Linked DNA regions of Mus musculus: region 2 is linked to region 1. Evidence: chromatin loops called from intact Hi-C (ENCODE). Cell type or tissue: left cerebral cortex. All regions are shown on one strand.

What was found. Peaks named below come from ENCODE experiments on the same cell type or tissue, not always from the same donor. Only the 100,000 strongest peaks of a DNase experiment are listed, where the experiment ranks them.
Region 2: it touches region 1 in a loop (2.1-fold over the local background); 5 of 42 quality-filtered maps call a loop at or near these places.

Annotation. Positions count from the first base shown.
Region 1 is chr17:75,072,456-75,080,455 of GRCm38, reverse strand. All of the region lies in intron 3 of Ltbp1 (latent transforming growth factor beta binding protein 1), which reads right to left. Among named protein-coding and RNA genes, the nearest start is that of Ltbp1, 71 kb to the right of the region's middle. In left cerebral cortex, a CTCF peak has its summit at 4,951 (motif pointing right); DNase peaks (open chromatin) are centred at 4,608, 4,985, 5,283 and 5,519.
Region 2 is chr17:75,023,046-75,031,045 of GRCm38, reverse strand. The region is part of intron 2 of Ltbp1 (latent transforming growth factor beta binding protein 1); the gene reads right to left. Among named protein-coding and RNA genes, the nearest start is that of Ltbp1, 22 kb to the right of the region's middle. In left cerebral cortex, no CTCF peak of the experiment used is centred here; DNase peaks (open chromatin) are centred at 3,468 and 4,238.

The DNA.
Region 1 (8,000 bases):
AGCAGAACCATAGAGCTACAAAGAAGACTGAGACTAGACCAACTGCCTGGAAAAAGAAAAACTCAGCCAAGCTGCCTGGAAGAGGTTCAGACCAGAGTCACTTGGAACACTCTCCAACCTGTTGAGCTGGCTGCAGGCTGTGCAGTGTGCTCCAGGTACTCAGTTTTTGTGCATTGTCACTTGTAAGGTAGGGTGAGTTTTGGTGATATAGCTGTCTTTAAGTCATGCATTGTTCCTGTAAGTAGCCCCTCATCTCTGCTCCTTTTAAAAACCCAATAATCCCTATGTGGGATGAGTAGATGTATGTGTTGAATATCCCCAGGGAAAAGTTTGGTCATCAGCAACTGGTCAAAAGAATAGAATCTCCAGCCCGGGAAGAGACCTAACACTCCAGTCCAATCTCCTGGCCAAACACCATTCCTAAGAAGGCAAGTTCACCTCAAGCCACCATTACAGAGAGAAATGGGTTAATTATTCTTTTAATGAAATACTCTACCTGCCTTCTCAGAATTCCTCACCGTGCACAGGTTCTACAAGCCTCCATGAGGTTCTGATTGATTGACCCACTAACTCCAAAAGGAATAACGTTGTTCCTCTGTTTTCCAACTTTATCTTTGGGGTGTAGCGGGAACATAAATATGCCTTTCCTCATACCTCGGGCTGTTCCACCTCCCACCATTTGGCTGTCGGCTACTATGCAGCAGGCCTCCACGCCAGTGGCTCAAACATCACAGCTCCCCCACCTCTCTCAATCGTCTTCCTCCAGGCAGCTGCTGAAGTTTACAGCCTGCCTACTCTAGGGTGTCTTTAATTCAAATAAAGTTAGCCTTGAGATGACATGTGAGTTCACTCTTAAATTATTTTATTAATGATACTGTGACCCCCAGGGGGAGATCCCTGTATCATCTGGCCACCAAGAAAGAATTCCCCTACAAATTTCCATCACACTATCCATAAGCACTATCTAATTCTACCTGGGTTTTCTGGCTACTCTTGCACATACCTACATACATAAACATCTCTAAACTATCAGGCCTGAAAACAAGATGCATTTTTTTCCTAGATTAGTGAATCTAAGGTTTCTCTTCTCCATAAAGTTTACCTAGACATTCCTTCCACTTAGAAGTTCTTAGCTCTAAGACCAGGAGACCTGGTGTCTCGGTTAGATCAACTCTAACACCTTTCAGGGAATGATAACTAGGTAAAACACACATTCCACCATACATGTTAGTGAGCTTCGTTTTTAATTCCAACTTGCTGCCTATTTTACAGGATTTGAGGTACACACCATACCCATCTCACAAGATACCCATCCTTTAGAGTCTTTATTTTAGGCAATTCTGAGACTGAGAACAGCTATGAAATTTTAGTCTTAAATGTTAGTCTACACATTCTCAAACTGTTATAGCAGGAGAAACAGGGAGCAGCGGTTAGTATAAATTCAAGAACACTTCGAATTCGTGGCAATAGCTATGGTTAGCAAAGCACATTCAAAGGGAAGGGAGAATTTAACTCCGATTTGATCGATACCAACAAGCTCAACAGATTTGATCAAAACCAACGTCAAGCAGGACCCCATTGTGATGCTGTTGCCAATCATGAAGTCACATGATTAAAGATTATTGGTATGTGTCGGCCATATTGGCACCAGGGGATTTATGAATTTTATAAAGGTAGTTAGTGAGTTTTCAATCCCATTTCCACTGTCAGTTTGTAGCAAGTCATCTTGACAACCAAGTAGTTTTGTTCCTCATCGTATAAAAGTTTTCAGATATAGGAGAAACACATAAGAATCACTTTATGGCTCTGTGGCCATCATCTTCTTGTTACAGAGTGAGAATTCCTAGCCCTCTCCCCATCTTGTTCATCTATGCCCACCCTTTCCTTACTCCCCCCAAAACACTGCACTCAGAGTCCTCAGCCACATTGTGGAGGCCCGTGGTTTTCAACCTCCTAACACTGCAACCCTTTAATACAGTTCCTCATGTTATGATGACCCCCCAAACATAAAATTATTTTGTTGCTGCCTCAGAACTGTAATTTTGCTAAAATTATCAATCCTAATGTAAATATCTAATACGTAAGATATCTGTCATGGTACCCCTGTGGAAGGATCATTCAATCCCCCAAGGGGTTGAGACTCACAGGTCAAGAACCACTGGGCTAGAGGATGAAGTTGCTTGACTGTGGGGAAAGGCACATATCTGTAAGTAGTCCCCCATGTTCTCGACTCTAATTCGAGGATCCTGTCTGCGTGGTCATAGTCAGGACTTCTTAGTCCTGGCCATCTCTAGCCCTTGGTCCCCTGGACTCAAATTCTTCCTCCTTGGCAAGTGTCTGGTTATGCTTACACAAAGACTTCAAAGGACAATGTGAAGGAATTACATCCTTAAAACTTCAACCTAAATGAAAATTTAAGTCGAAGTTTTACTGAAGACATAAAGGTTGGCTTAGCTTCTAGCTGGAAGGGACTAGGGTGGTTATTCACTAACCTTGTGATTAGAGCTCATTTGTGGCAGGAAGGAAGATTGCCAGAACAAGCCTCGCTCTGGGGTAAAATACTGTGGTGAGAAGAAAAATACCGTCTTCCCCATCCCAAGAGTCTCCCTTGTTCTACTGTCCAGAACCTATGTTGATGTTGCACAATAAAGGGGAATTAAAATCGTGGATACAATTAACATTGCCAATCAGCTGGCCTTGAGATACATATTCAGACAAACACAACATAATAATAAGTGCCCTTAAAAGAGGAGCAATCCCAGTGCATAGTAGCTGACGTAGGAGGACTGTGGGTTTAAGGACAATCTGAGCTATTTAGCAAAATGGGGGGGGTGCGTGGGGGGAGAAAGGAAAGGAGAGAGTGGGAAAAGAAGAGAAGAGAGTAAAAGAGAGGATAGGAGGAGAGGTAGAGGGGAAGAGGCGGAGAAGAAGAGGAGGAGGAGGAAGAGACTACTACAACAGGAGAGTTGCCAACACAAGAAAGGCTCAGCCCAACACTGCTGGCTTTGAAAATGAACGAGGGAGTCACAAGACAAAGAAAGCAGCAACATCTAGTATTTGAAGAGCAAACTGCTATCCATTCTTCTACAAAGCCAGAAGGAATACAGTGCCAATGACATCTCCTTATAGCTCCCTGGGACCCATCTGAGCTTCCTACCTCAGAACGATGAGGCAAATGTGTGAAAGGACTAGACGTGTGGCAGCTGTAACAGCAATGACAGAGAACTCACACAAACACAATTTTTAAAGCCTCCGCATTTTAGAGGTTACATTTGCAGAGTGCCTACAGTGCAGGCTGGAGGGCACAGGTGAAAATAGATGAATACCTTCAGACAAGTTCCTTAACACCCCCAGCCAACACCTGAGCTGCTGCATCATGTCAGATGGGGATAATTAGTACTACAACTTGAAGGAAACTGGTCTGTGCTGAGCCCTAAGTACCTGGGACAATGGAGGCTTTGGAGTCCTGAAGAAACTGCTTGGAGAGTGGACTGACATTTTTCTTAAGAGACTGGACTCATTTTATTAAGACTACATTTGGTCTCAAGAAACTAGATTCATTACTGAAAGGGGGCTATTAAAAATCAACCCTGGCTCACTTGCTTGCTTCTTCTCTCTATATCATTTTCCTCTCCTCTCTGTCCTTTCCTTCTCTTCCCTCCATACCTACATGGTCACCCAGTCTTGGGCTATCATCCTCCAGAGCGATAAACCAACCACTTTTCTTTGTATTCAGATTCAGGTATTTTGCTATAGCAGCATAAAACATACTAGGACAAGCAGTATCTATTTCACATTCTTTTGAAAAGATTAAATAATATCGTCCCCCAAAGCAATGAGAGCAATGCTTGGCACAGCACAGACACCCAGTAAACACCGGCTCTTACCATCCATCACACAGCGTCATTCCACTGTGCAGATATGAAACAACTAAACTGGGGAACAGACTGGACCCAAACTAGCACTTGCCCTTTTTAGATGAAAATTTTTGAGTTCCTATCAGAAGTCTTTCAACATAATTGACCAGAATTTAAGTCAAGGCAATCGTCGGTTCTTTATCAAACTGCTTGAGGACACTCTTTTCTCATGGGGCCTAGCAGTGTACAGAGCTCTCAAAGAACACGGGCCATCTCCCCCATCTCACCTTATGGTCTATTCTTCCTTCAAAGTCTACCTCGAGAGTTCTTTTATTCCAGTCCCTCAGGGGACCGGGAAGGTGACTCAGTGGATGGGAGTGCTTACTGCATAAGCCTGCAGGCCTGACTTTGATCCCAGCACCCACATTTAAAACAGGGGGTGGGGTGGAACTCACTTTGTAGACCAGGCTGGCCTCAAACTCAGAAATCCACCTGCCTCTGCCTCCTGAGTGCTGGGACTAAAGGCATGTGCCACCACCACCCGGTGAAATGTCCTGTTCTTAACATGGATGGCGCATAAGAATGCCTTTGCTCATCAGTCCCAGGTGACCTCAAGCTTGAAAGGTGGGAAGACATATATGGTGATAAAAACAATCACTGGTCCTGTTTTAGTTCGTATTCCAACGGAGCCTTGGGATGATGCCACAGTCCTCTTCTTCCGCACCATCAGGCCGACAGCAAAGCCTGCATCTGCCTCTCAGACTTGTCAGGCAGGTGAAGAGCACTAAGGAAAGGCCAACTCAGCACCAAACTGTCTGGGACTTTACAAACACAAGCAGTGTAAGCCCAGTGGAGTGCGACTCACACTCTAAGTACCCATGGAACACACTGCAGGCAGCGCCTTTACCACTATCAATACCTTTCCTCTCCAGGCAAAAAGAGAAAAGAAAACGTTAAAAGGCTTTCATCACTTTTGCACATACGCATGCTGAGGCCAGAAGTCGACGTCATTGTCTTTCTCTATCACATCCACATTATTCTTTTTGTATGTGATTTGCCTGCATATATAGCTGGAAGCCACGTGGGTGCAGTACTCACAGAGGCCAAAAGAGGGCGTAGAAACTCCTGGAAATGGAGTTACAGTTGTGAGCAGCCGTATAGGTTAGTACTGGAAACTAAACCTGGGTTCTCTCCAAGGGTACTGAGTGCTCTTAACCGCTGAGCCATCTCTCCAGTCTCTCTACCGCTTGCTTGTTTGTTTCTTTGTTTCTTTGTTGAAACGGTGTTTCTCACTCAGCCTGGTAACATGGCTGGCCAACAAGCTCAAGGGAACACCTGTCTCCACCTCTTAGCATGAGGACTGTAGCTGTGTAGTGCCCACTTTAGCGTTTCGGAAAAACGTTTTCTAATGTTATGCAAAGCTCTGCTGAAGCTCCCCCTGTATGCCTCTGTGTGCAGGGAAGAGAAACTGCAAGGAAAAGTACGAAGAATGTTGTAAACGCAGGGAAGCTCCGAACAGAAGTGCAGGCGAGGCATCACCTCTGTGAGGGGTCCACTTACAGCAGGGGCTGCTGTAAGTCTTAGAGATCACTTTGTGACAGTAGCGATTCGTGCACTGGAAATCCTTTGGCTGTTTTAATACGTTCTATCGAGGCACCAATAGCAAGTATTCACGCTGCAGAACAGGAGAAATCTCTCTCTAAGGCATGCGCCACCACTGCCCAGCTTAAGGCTTCAGCTCTTGACATAGCTTTACAACGAGCTTTCTTATTGTGGGGAACCAAAATGGAGGAAGGTGAGGAAAAGTTCAAATACAGAGAGCAAACTCCTGGGCTGCCGCTGTCTTTGTGGAGGGCAGAGCACTCTAAGGTACCCATCGCCATTGGTGGCAAAGCGCAGGTCTGTTTCAAAGATTCCCAAGGGCAGTAATTGTTGCCAGGAAGGCAGGAACCTGACAGAGTTGAAGCTCCACATTGCCTCTCCTCCTTCGTGGTGGGGACTTCACTCGGCATTTCTCTCATCCAAACCAGGAGATAAATGTCAAGTAGTCATTTCTCAAGAACTTTAAAAGTAGAAGGCGTCCCTTCTGCGTGGACTTTTACAAGACCTCCTCTATATTTAGCAACTATCTGGCCTGCTATAAACTCACTTGGTAAATATAGAACTCATTTCAAGCCAGTCCTGTTTTTTAAAACGAACAAATTCAAATTCACTTCTTTTGCCTTCTTCGCACCCATGAGGGGAAAGTGCCAGGAGAGAGAATTATTAGTGTCTTTAATGAGAAAAACTAGTTTTTCTAGACTAGCTAAGCACCCTCCTTTGTTGCCTCAGGATACCAGGAGACGGAGAAAACCACCAAGCATTACCCCAGAAAATGAGAAGGCCGGGCTGCATGTGAGTTCTCCAGATAGATTTGACATCCATATCCTGAGAGAAACCAGACTTCCTGCTCAGGCTCAAAGAGGGGGACTGGGCACATTGTCTCCTCCATGAGGGCTTCCTCCTCACCCGGCAGAGATAACAGCTCTGCACTTGGCAAAGTGGTGCTCATTGTACCAACAGTCCCCAAACAACTAACGGACCTAGCAAATAAACAATGTCCCTTTGAGCTCTGGGTCAGGCTCCCATGGTCAGCGACTGTATCACCCATCATGAGTAATAGGATAAAAGCGGGGGAGGCATTCTACAAGAACCCGGCAAGCCGTTTTAGAGGCACTGAGAGTTGTAAACGAACTTCTTTGGAAAACATCTAATGAGTTTATGAATGACGAGAGACAGTACAAAGTTGAAGACAGCTGAGCCATTTTGACCGGTGCTCCTGTGTGAATTATTACACAGCTCGTGCACACTACCACCTGTTCACATAAAAATCAAAGACAGATCGGGGCATGGACCTACAACCTAGCAGTGGCTGATCTGGGGCCACCCTGACAGTTTACATCTGAATAACATCTATAGGGCGCAAGTGTGACAGTGACCTCAGTTATCCTGCAGAATTATGAAGTAGATAAGAATTTAAAGAAAGCTGGGGTTGGGGTGGGGGATAGATCAACCGGAAAAATGCTAGGCTTGCAAGCACAAGAACCTGTATTTGATCCCCGAAGAACACACATTTCTTCTTCTTCATCATCATCATTATCATCATCATCATCATCATCATCTGGATACGGTGACACTCTTTTAATTCCAGCCCTGGGGTGGCAGAAACAGAGAATTCCTGGGGTGCAGTGTGACCAGCCATCCTAGACTACTTATTGAGTTCAGCCCAGTGAAAGGCCCTGTTTATACACGCACACGCACATGTACACGCCTATGGTTCTAACACAGTGCAGCTTCCCCGGGCACATAAAGTGTCCAGACAGCAAGGAAAATTGTGGCATTCTCCTACCAGAAACTTTCTTGGGTTTTGTTTTATTAATTGATCTATTACAATTTTTTTTTCTCCAGAATGTAACAAAAATTATCACCTCGTAGCTGATCCTGAGCTACTATACCTCCACCCACTGGATTTAGTGGTTCAGATTTCAGACACCATATACCTTACAGATGACGCTTTGCTGTGATCTCCACCCCCACCCCCACCCCCCGGCACACAACACAAAGCTATCCTTTTAGACGTCTCATCAGCACTAACATTTTCCTGATGACCCTATAGCCCATCTTTGTCTGATATTTATTTGCAGTGTGTTTGAATCATGACAGAAGTATAACCCAGTTGTTGAGAATAACTAATGAGTTTCTTATTTTTTTATACACTATAATTTCTCTTCCCTTTGCTTTCGTTGTGGGTTGTTTTTTTAATGTGTTTGTTTCTCTACTTGACGGGCACTGTTTTATCAAAATGTCACTCAGTAATCTGTTTTTTCACCAGGCCTTGAACAACAGACTGCCATTACTCTTATCAGATCACATCCTTACTGTGGCCTCTTTTACTGTTGCTGTGTTAAAATTCTCCAACCAAAGTAACTCCAGGGAGTTGTTTTGGTGAGTTCATCTTGGCAGGGAAGGAGAAGGCCCAGAGCTTGAAGCAGTTCGTCACAACACATCTACCGTCAGGACCAGAGAGTAATAATTGCCTGCTACTTCTCAGGTCCCATTCTCCGTTTATACAGACCAGGGTCCCAGCCAGAGATCAGTACCCCT
Region 2 (8,000 bases), 49 kb after region 1:
GCATCCCGGGTTCCTGGGGCTCTCTAGGACCCCGGAATGGTAGTCATACGTGGAGACCACCCATCTTCAATCAGGTCTCACCTGACTCCCCAGAGTGTGAAGCAAAACCCTTCAGTGGGTGCAGTGTCACAGCAAATGTAGGAACAGAAGCCAATAACTCAAAGAGGGTCGAGAGTATATGGATGGGGAGGGGAGGGTGAAGTCTCACTGCTAGCTGAGAGAGAGGCTATGGACCACTAGTGGCTACTGAGGGTGTGGGGAGGAGGCAGTCCGTTTTCCCCAGGGGTCAGCCCCCGGGAGGCTTCCCATGTTCATACAGACAATACTGAGTAGTCTCAATGTCTTGTTTGTTTTTAAGAGCACATGAAGTTGGTAGGATGATGCTGGGTGTGGACAGGAGAGAAGTTGGAAGGGACTAAATTAGGGGAGTAGATTTGATCAAAATGCAGTATGTGTATTTATAACATTCTCAGGTATTAAAAAATATTATTTAAAGGTTAAACATGCTTATCTTTCGTTAACTATTAATAAGAAGTCTGTGGTTTTCCTATTTGCTGTCTTAACAAATTACCACTGACTGGGTTGACTTTAAAACAACCAAAATGTATGCTGTCACAGTCCCTGAGGTTTAAAAGCCTGAAATTCCATCTTAGTGGTATGGAATCACCACGCTGGCAGTGCCACAAGGACCCTAGTCTCTCCAAAGCCTCTTAGAGGGAATCCCTTCCTGGGCCTTCCTGGGTACAGTGGCTGCTGGCATACGGTAGCTGGTGGCTGCAACGCTCCAGTCTGTTTCTACTCTTCCATTGCCTTCAACTCTATCCTGCCATCAAATCTTCCTCTATCCCTTACAATGTGCGGTGCGACTCCAGGAAAGTCTCACCACGACAAGATCCTTAGCTAACCCATATCTGCCAAGTCCTGGCCACCCCAGATGCCATCTGCGGGTTCTAGGGATTAGGACTTGCCATGTATTGAGGTAAACATGTCTGACACAAACGGATCCATAGAATTCTCCATGATAAACATGGCTAGAGGCGATCTAGAGTAGTGACGGTATGTGGATGTGACACAGCCCCAAGCTTCACTTCCTAAAGCAATTATTCTGAATGACAACCCTGTTTCCAAGATCCTCACCCGGCAGCCACTGGGAGCTCCTGGGATTCCCCAGCTTATGGGGGACAGGCTGAAGCTTAGTTTCGGGGAGTACATTTCGTCACCAAGCAAATGGCCTATCAGCTTTTCCAATTCCTTCCACTTCCCTGAGGAAGAAACACTGAGGGGAAGCTGCCTCACAAACTATAAAAATCCTCAATCCCCATTTTGAAATATGTTTAATGCTCCCCAAGCATAATGGGAAATAATAGCAGACATGGCTTAAGCACATCATGAACTTATTTGTCAATTAACAAATGTATATGGGTGCCAGTGGGTTTCTATTATTCAAGTTGTGGGAGATGGTGAATAATATGCTATCATCTATTACAGAAAGGTTAGTGTTAGTCACAATTATTTCTAAGTACACTGCCAGTCGCATATAAGCATCTTAAAATGTATGTCATTTGTTCACACATTTGATCAAGCAATGCTACTGTTTGTCCTACTTAGAACTCAGATTTGCAGGGCAAGAAGAACCCTGGTTATCCTTGGAACAAGAGCATCACTAAGTTGTAAACTGTGGGAGTTTAAAGATATAAAGGATCAAAGAGCCAAGTTCCACAGGACATGGAGGCAGAGCAACTGTGAAGCATAAACAAATACACATTTCAAAAATTGAGGTGAAAATGCAAGGTAATACTGTATGTTTAAATCATTTGTGTAAATTTCATGGTTGCTGAATGATTCTTAACAATGTGAATTTTATTATTGTGAAAAATTTTAAAGAGTGCTCCAATATATTACTGCTTGTTAAAAAAAAAAACAAAAAAAACAAAAACAAAAACAAAAAAAAAACCTCAATCCCTTGGCCCAGCATGCTAACAGGCAGGCTCCAACTGATGTGACTCGATTGGGAATGATAGCAAGGACAGCGACCCTGACCCTGGACCACAGACAGTGAGGAACTTCCTTCCTTCTCTCCTTTCTACCGACATTCTCACGTTTCATCCCTTTCTTCTCTTTTTGCTAGACTCCTTCAAACTACCTTCAGTCAAGAACCCCTCCTCCTCAATCTATACCCCCAGCAGATACACATCACCCTGGCTGCAGGAAGAGTGAGGGATGGCAGCTTTTGTCCTGCATTGACTCAAACATAGCCAACAATAGTCTGTCCATCCTACATCCCTCCCATGTAAGACCTTCCCCTCCCATCACCAAATGCTGTTATCTAGTCCCCTCTCCCTGAGTCTGGACTCCCTCTGCACTAGGCTTCCACCAACCCATTCCCTCCCCAAGAGCACCCTAAAGGCATCAGTCTGATTCTCTACCCTGAGAGCTGAGTCTCGATTCCCTCACAGAATATATGCAAATCGAATTCAATTATCCATATGTATAAGGTGTATCTATGAGATGTTGCTACAGTCAACTGGCTGATGAAAGGCAGCTCTGGCTCACAGTGAGAGAGTCTATCATGTCAAATAAAGTGTGGCAGCAGGAGTACGAGGCTGCTGGGCACATCTGGACAGATAAGGAAGCAGAAAGAGTGGGTCCAGGCTATACATTTCAAGGCCCACCCCCAGCAACCGACACCTTAAGGTTTACTTCCTAAAGGTCCTATAACCTCTGCAAACAGTACTGCCTGCTGGAGAATCAAGAACTCAAACAAACGAGCCTACAGGGGACTTTTAATACCCAGACCACAAAAAAAAAAAAAAAAGGTACAAAATGCAAACCTAATGAACTCAACAGGCTCAGAAGACAAGATGAGAAACTCATTCATTCAAAAAGAACACCAGCTGAATACCAGTCATGCACCAAGCGCGGGGCACACTTGAAGGACACGTTTTGCACTTGACTTGCTTAAAGGGATAGATGAAAAGACTCTCAGAAAGCCAGGAATTAGCATGTCATCCCTTCTTGGCAGAAAAAGCTAGAGATAGATGCTTGGGAAAGAAGAGGCCATCAGAGGCCAGACAGGCTAAAAGTACAAAAAGAACAGAGAGTACAAACCTCTTCCCTAGTTTCCAGAAAATAAAGGAAAGCAATTGGGGAAAAAGACGTAAATGACACTCCTGGTGTGCCCTGGAAAGCCACACGGAATCCAGCCATCCCTGTGCGTCTGCATCCATATGTCTACAACCTGCTCCAGTAGGGACCTGGAACCTTGAGAGAAAGACGGGGACCTTGAGGTATTTAACCCCAAAGAAGAATGCAAGCTCCTAGAGAAAGTCCTGGATGTTGGTGAAGACAGCCACAGATGCTTGCTTGGTTAACCAAATCAGTATTGCTCAACCCCAGGAGGGTGGGAAGATCCTACACTCCCCCCGCCCCCACTGGAATCCCCAGTGACAATCTGAGGCTCATTTTCCCACAGAAATCTCGCCAGGCATGGCAGCTGAGCTCCAACCAGGACAAACACCATCTGTAGTCTGCACAGATCCTGGGAGACAGGAAGATGAAAACAGGCTGGCTCTGAGTCTGAACCCTGCCTTGGGTTCGTGCATCCATAAAACGTGGAGATCCACCGAAACCCTGGTGGAGCAGCTAGCTCAGCATAGGGCCTGGCACAGTTAGGGCTGAGTCTATGACATCATGTTTCAGGAGACCACTCTGTAACAGGCCACCAGACAACAGAGTTCTGTCAAGTACACCACTTGTCCAAACACAGGAGACCTTCTGCATTCCAGATGATAACAATTGAGCCTTTCCACATAATAGCAATAATTATATCCATGCTAGTTTAACAAAACAGAACAACTTATCCAAAATGTAAGACCACTTATAACCAATATCTAGATAGTACTTTTTTCCTGGTACAGGGTCTCACTCTGTAGCCCAGGATGGACCTTAGGACTTCAGATCTTCCAGGAAACTGGGACTGCAGGTGGGAATCACCATATCCAGCCTTCTATAGCGCTTTTCTATCAAGAAATTTGAAAGTGTATCTCCCGTGTTATGATCCCACCCTAGAGGAAACACGTATAGAATTTTGCCAGACTTTTTATAGAGAAAGGTAGAGTCCAGAGACCTCAGAGAGTCTTGCTCGTCTCCTCACTCTGTTGTTCCACTGAATTAGGGCAGGAGTTCCGAGAGACAGAGCTGTCTTACTCTGACCCATCTGGTGTGGCTGAGCTTGAATGTGCTGGATTACTTTCCTGTTCTGGAAAACCACCTACGAAACCTCACTACAACCAAGCTGAGCAATGGCGAATGTCAGAAGAAAAAATGAAAAGAATCCCAACGTTTATTCAGAGTAGAGAAGGGGAGGAAGAGGATGGTCAGGTGGGACACGGAAAGAGAATGACTCAGCCAAAAACCACTAGAAGGCGGGACAGCAGAATAGTTACTGTCATTGGCACTGGTACCAAAAAGACAACCTTTCCCCACCCAGGTGAATCCGGCTGAAGGCACACACACACTAAAAGTGCCTCCCATTTTTTTAAATAATATTTTTTTGTTTGAAGGTTGTGTGCATGTGTACAGCATGTACTGATCATATTTGGCCACCACTATCTCCGTCCAGCTTCTCCTTATGCCCTTACCCTGTCTCCCACCCAACTTCACGTCCTTAGTCATATTGCTATTAACATTAACAGTTGAATCCAGTTAGCTCTGCCCATATGTGCACGGTGTGGTACGAGCAACCTACCACCAAAGAAGGGTGATCTTGTACGAGCAACCTACCACCAAAGAAGGGTGATCTCTCATCCTCAGCGGCCATCAATTGGTAGTAGCTCCTACAATGGGGGCGTAGGGGGGAACTCTTCCTCCTTCGTGCTGGAATTTTGATTGGCTTAACCATCCCAGAAGACGTGAAGTATTAAGTGGTGCTGCCTCTCTCGGCTGACAAACACCAGGACTCTGAGCTGTGCACAGAGCCACCCCCTCTCTCTCTATGGCACACCTCACAGCGTATGCTCTCTGTAAGTGGCATCCTCGCTGGAGACCTCTGTGGAATGGCCTGAGAAGTTAAACTCATTAAAAACATATGGAAATTCCTTCATAATCCCAAATGTACCCCCTGAGAATAAAAAAGAGAGAGAGAGAGAGAGAGAGAGAGAGAGAGAGAGACCTAAATCAAATGTCTCAGAAAATTCTTCAGGGCTCTTTTGCCAATCTGTGATCCAATGCTCTGACCTAGATTCTGTGTTAAAGAGGAGGACGATCCTTGGATAGGGTTCCGTAATGATCCCCCCAAATTCTTAACAATCAAATCTAAATCATCTCTTTTTTTTGTTGGTGTTTTTTTGGGAAGGAGGGGTGTCAAGGCAGGTTTTCTCTGTGTTGTTTTTCCTTAGCTGTTGGAGAACCCTGCTGTTAGGGTCACAGTCCACCAAGTTGGGAGAGCTCTCTCCGAGCTCAGTGCAAACTGGAGGATTCCCTTTCTCGTCCTGACCCTGTCTGGAATAGAGCATAGAAGTTTTATCTGAAGCCCCTGTGCAGAGCTCTCTGCAAACTCTGCACAACTCCACACGCAAGCCCTGCTCTGTCTGGCTCCCCACCCTAGTGATAATTAGGTACTTCGTTATAACCAATCAACCCGTTCCATCCACACCCCTAAGAGTTCTCATATACCCTACCTACTCCTGGGACAACAAAGAGCGCTGTCTCACTGAAGCTGTCTCCAGAAGCCCTTCCACGGTACTCACAGCTGTCTGATCCCTGCTTGATGCGTCTGTTCCCTCCACCCTCATGGTCCACTGGCCAGTGACTCTCCAAGAAGAAGGGAGACCCACACCTGGCTGCCCTGGAACTCACCAGGCTAGTCTAAATGTCAGAAATTCACCTTCCTCTGCCTCTCAAATGCTGGCATTAAAGCTGTAAGCCACCTCTGCATCAAGGATTCTTTAGAAGTCTGTAAATTTGTCATTTTTGTTCTTAAAATATAACCTTTCCATCTCAAGTCAAGTATGTCCAGAGCCTGAAAAATCTAAAAATCTGAAGCAGGAGCATCAGGAATTGAAACCCAAGACATCCAGGAAATAACAAAGCAGATACAACCTGGGCTACACAAGACCCTGGTTCAACAAAACTAAAGCAAACCAAATAAAAGTCAAAGTAAAAAATGTTTTAAAAAGTGCCAGCAAGATGGCTCAGTGAGTGACATGCCTGCCATCAAGTCTGCTCCCTGAATCCAGTCCCAGGACGCACAAGGTGGAAAGAAAGGCCAACTCCTTCAGGTTATCCTCTGATCTATATATGCATGCCATGGCAAAGCACACACACACACAATTAATCAGTTAAGTGGTTAGTTAATTAAATCTAAACTGCAAATAAGAGTGTAGGAAAAAAGAGGCCATTCAGATGGCTCAGTGAGTAAAGGTGCCTGCTGCCAAGACAGGAGGCCTAGGTCTGATCCTAGGGACCCACACGATAGGAGGAGAGAACAGACTCCCTTGGGTTGTCTGCCCCCAATCTCCACGGGCTTGTCAAGGCAGGTGCCCCATTCCCCAACCCCAACCCCCATAAAGAAACTAAAAACAAAAAACAAAAAACAAAAAAAAAAACTCAACTTACAAAACCAAGGCTCTGTATAACTAAAGTTATAGAGAAAGCAAGTGAGATTAAGAAAAAATATTCACTCTTCTAGTTCATTTATCAAATGAAAATTAAACTGCGAGTCCTCCATATGGCTATTAGGATGGACAAAACCCAGCTGGTACTATCAAATGCTGGCAAAGATGTAGGTAGAGGAAAACTATTCTAACTTCTTGCTTTAAAGTGGTACAGTCATACTGAAAGCCAGTTTCAGTATCTTAAAGGGAAAGTATCTATGCTGTGACCACATATTCCAGCTATCACACCCTCTGGTATGCCCCCAAACCAGATGAAAAATGATATCACACCAAAACCTAAGCAAAATGTTGTAGTATCTCAATTTATAATCCTCAAAACTTAGAGGCAACCAGAAGCCCTTAAGTCAGGGACCAGATAAACTATAAAACAGGCGAACAATGGAGTATTATTTCACACTAAAGAGGCATGAGCTGCCAAAGTATAAGGAGCTGTAGAGGAGCCATACTGGTGTGGAAAAGCCAATCTTACAAAGTGGCATCAGGCAGGATCCCAACTATGTGACATCCTGGAGAAAAACAAAACTTCGGGGAATCTATGGTTGCCAAGGGTTCCATGAGAGGAAGGAATGACTGGGCAGCCAACAAGACTCAGACCAGGGCAACTGTGGTGTGGAATATACAGTGGGCATCCCTGTCATGTATACATTTGTCAAAATCCACAGCAAGCACTCAAAAAGTGAGCCCTTTTGTACGATTTGTTTATAACAGACATGAGGGGATACTGATGTGTCTCTGTAGGTTCAGAAATGGCAATGAGTATCCCACTCTGGTGGAAGAGCTTTGATGAGAGGAGGGGCTATAGGAGAGTGGGAACTAAGATGCTAATGAGGACTCTATTTTCTGCCCAATTTTGTTTTCAACAGAATGAATTTTAAAATGAAAAATAGGGCGGTAACATAGTTCGGCAAGTGGAGGTCTTGCTGGGCAACCCTGGTGACCTGCGTTCATCACCCAAAAAACCCACATACAAGCTGAATGAGAAAAGCAACTTCTGAAAATTGTTCTCTGACCCACACATGCATGCATGCACATGCATACACACACACACACACACACACACACACACACAAACATGCAGGGGAACTGATAATAATGAATAAAATGAATAAAAATTTAAAGAGAATAAATCAAATAACAAAAATTTTTGCTTTTCTACCAAACTATCTTCTCATACTGAGACTAAAACAAAACAAAACAAAACAAAAAACAAAAAACTGGAGCTTTAACATATGTATTTTAAAAGTAATTCTTCAAATCTGGGTCTTTTCACAATTTCAGCTCTAATCTCTAAGTCTGTGGCCTTTACATGAGATTGCAACATTTGGA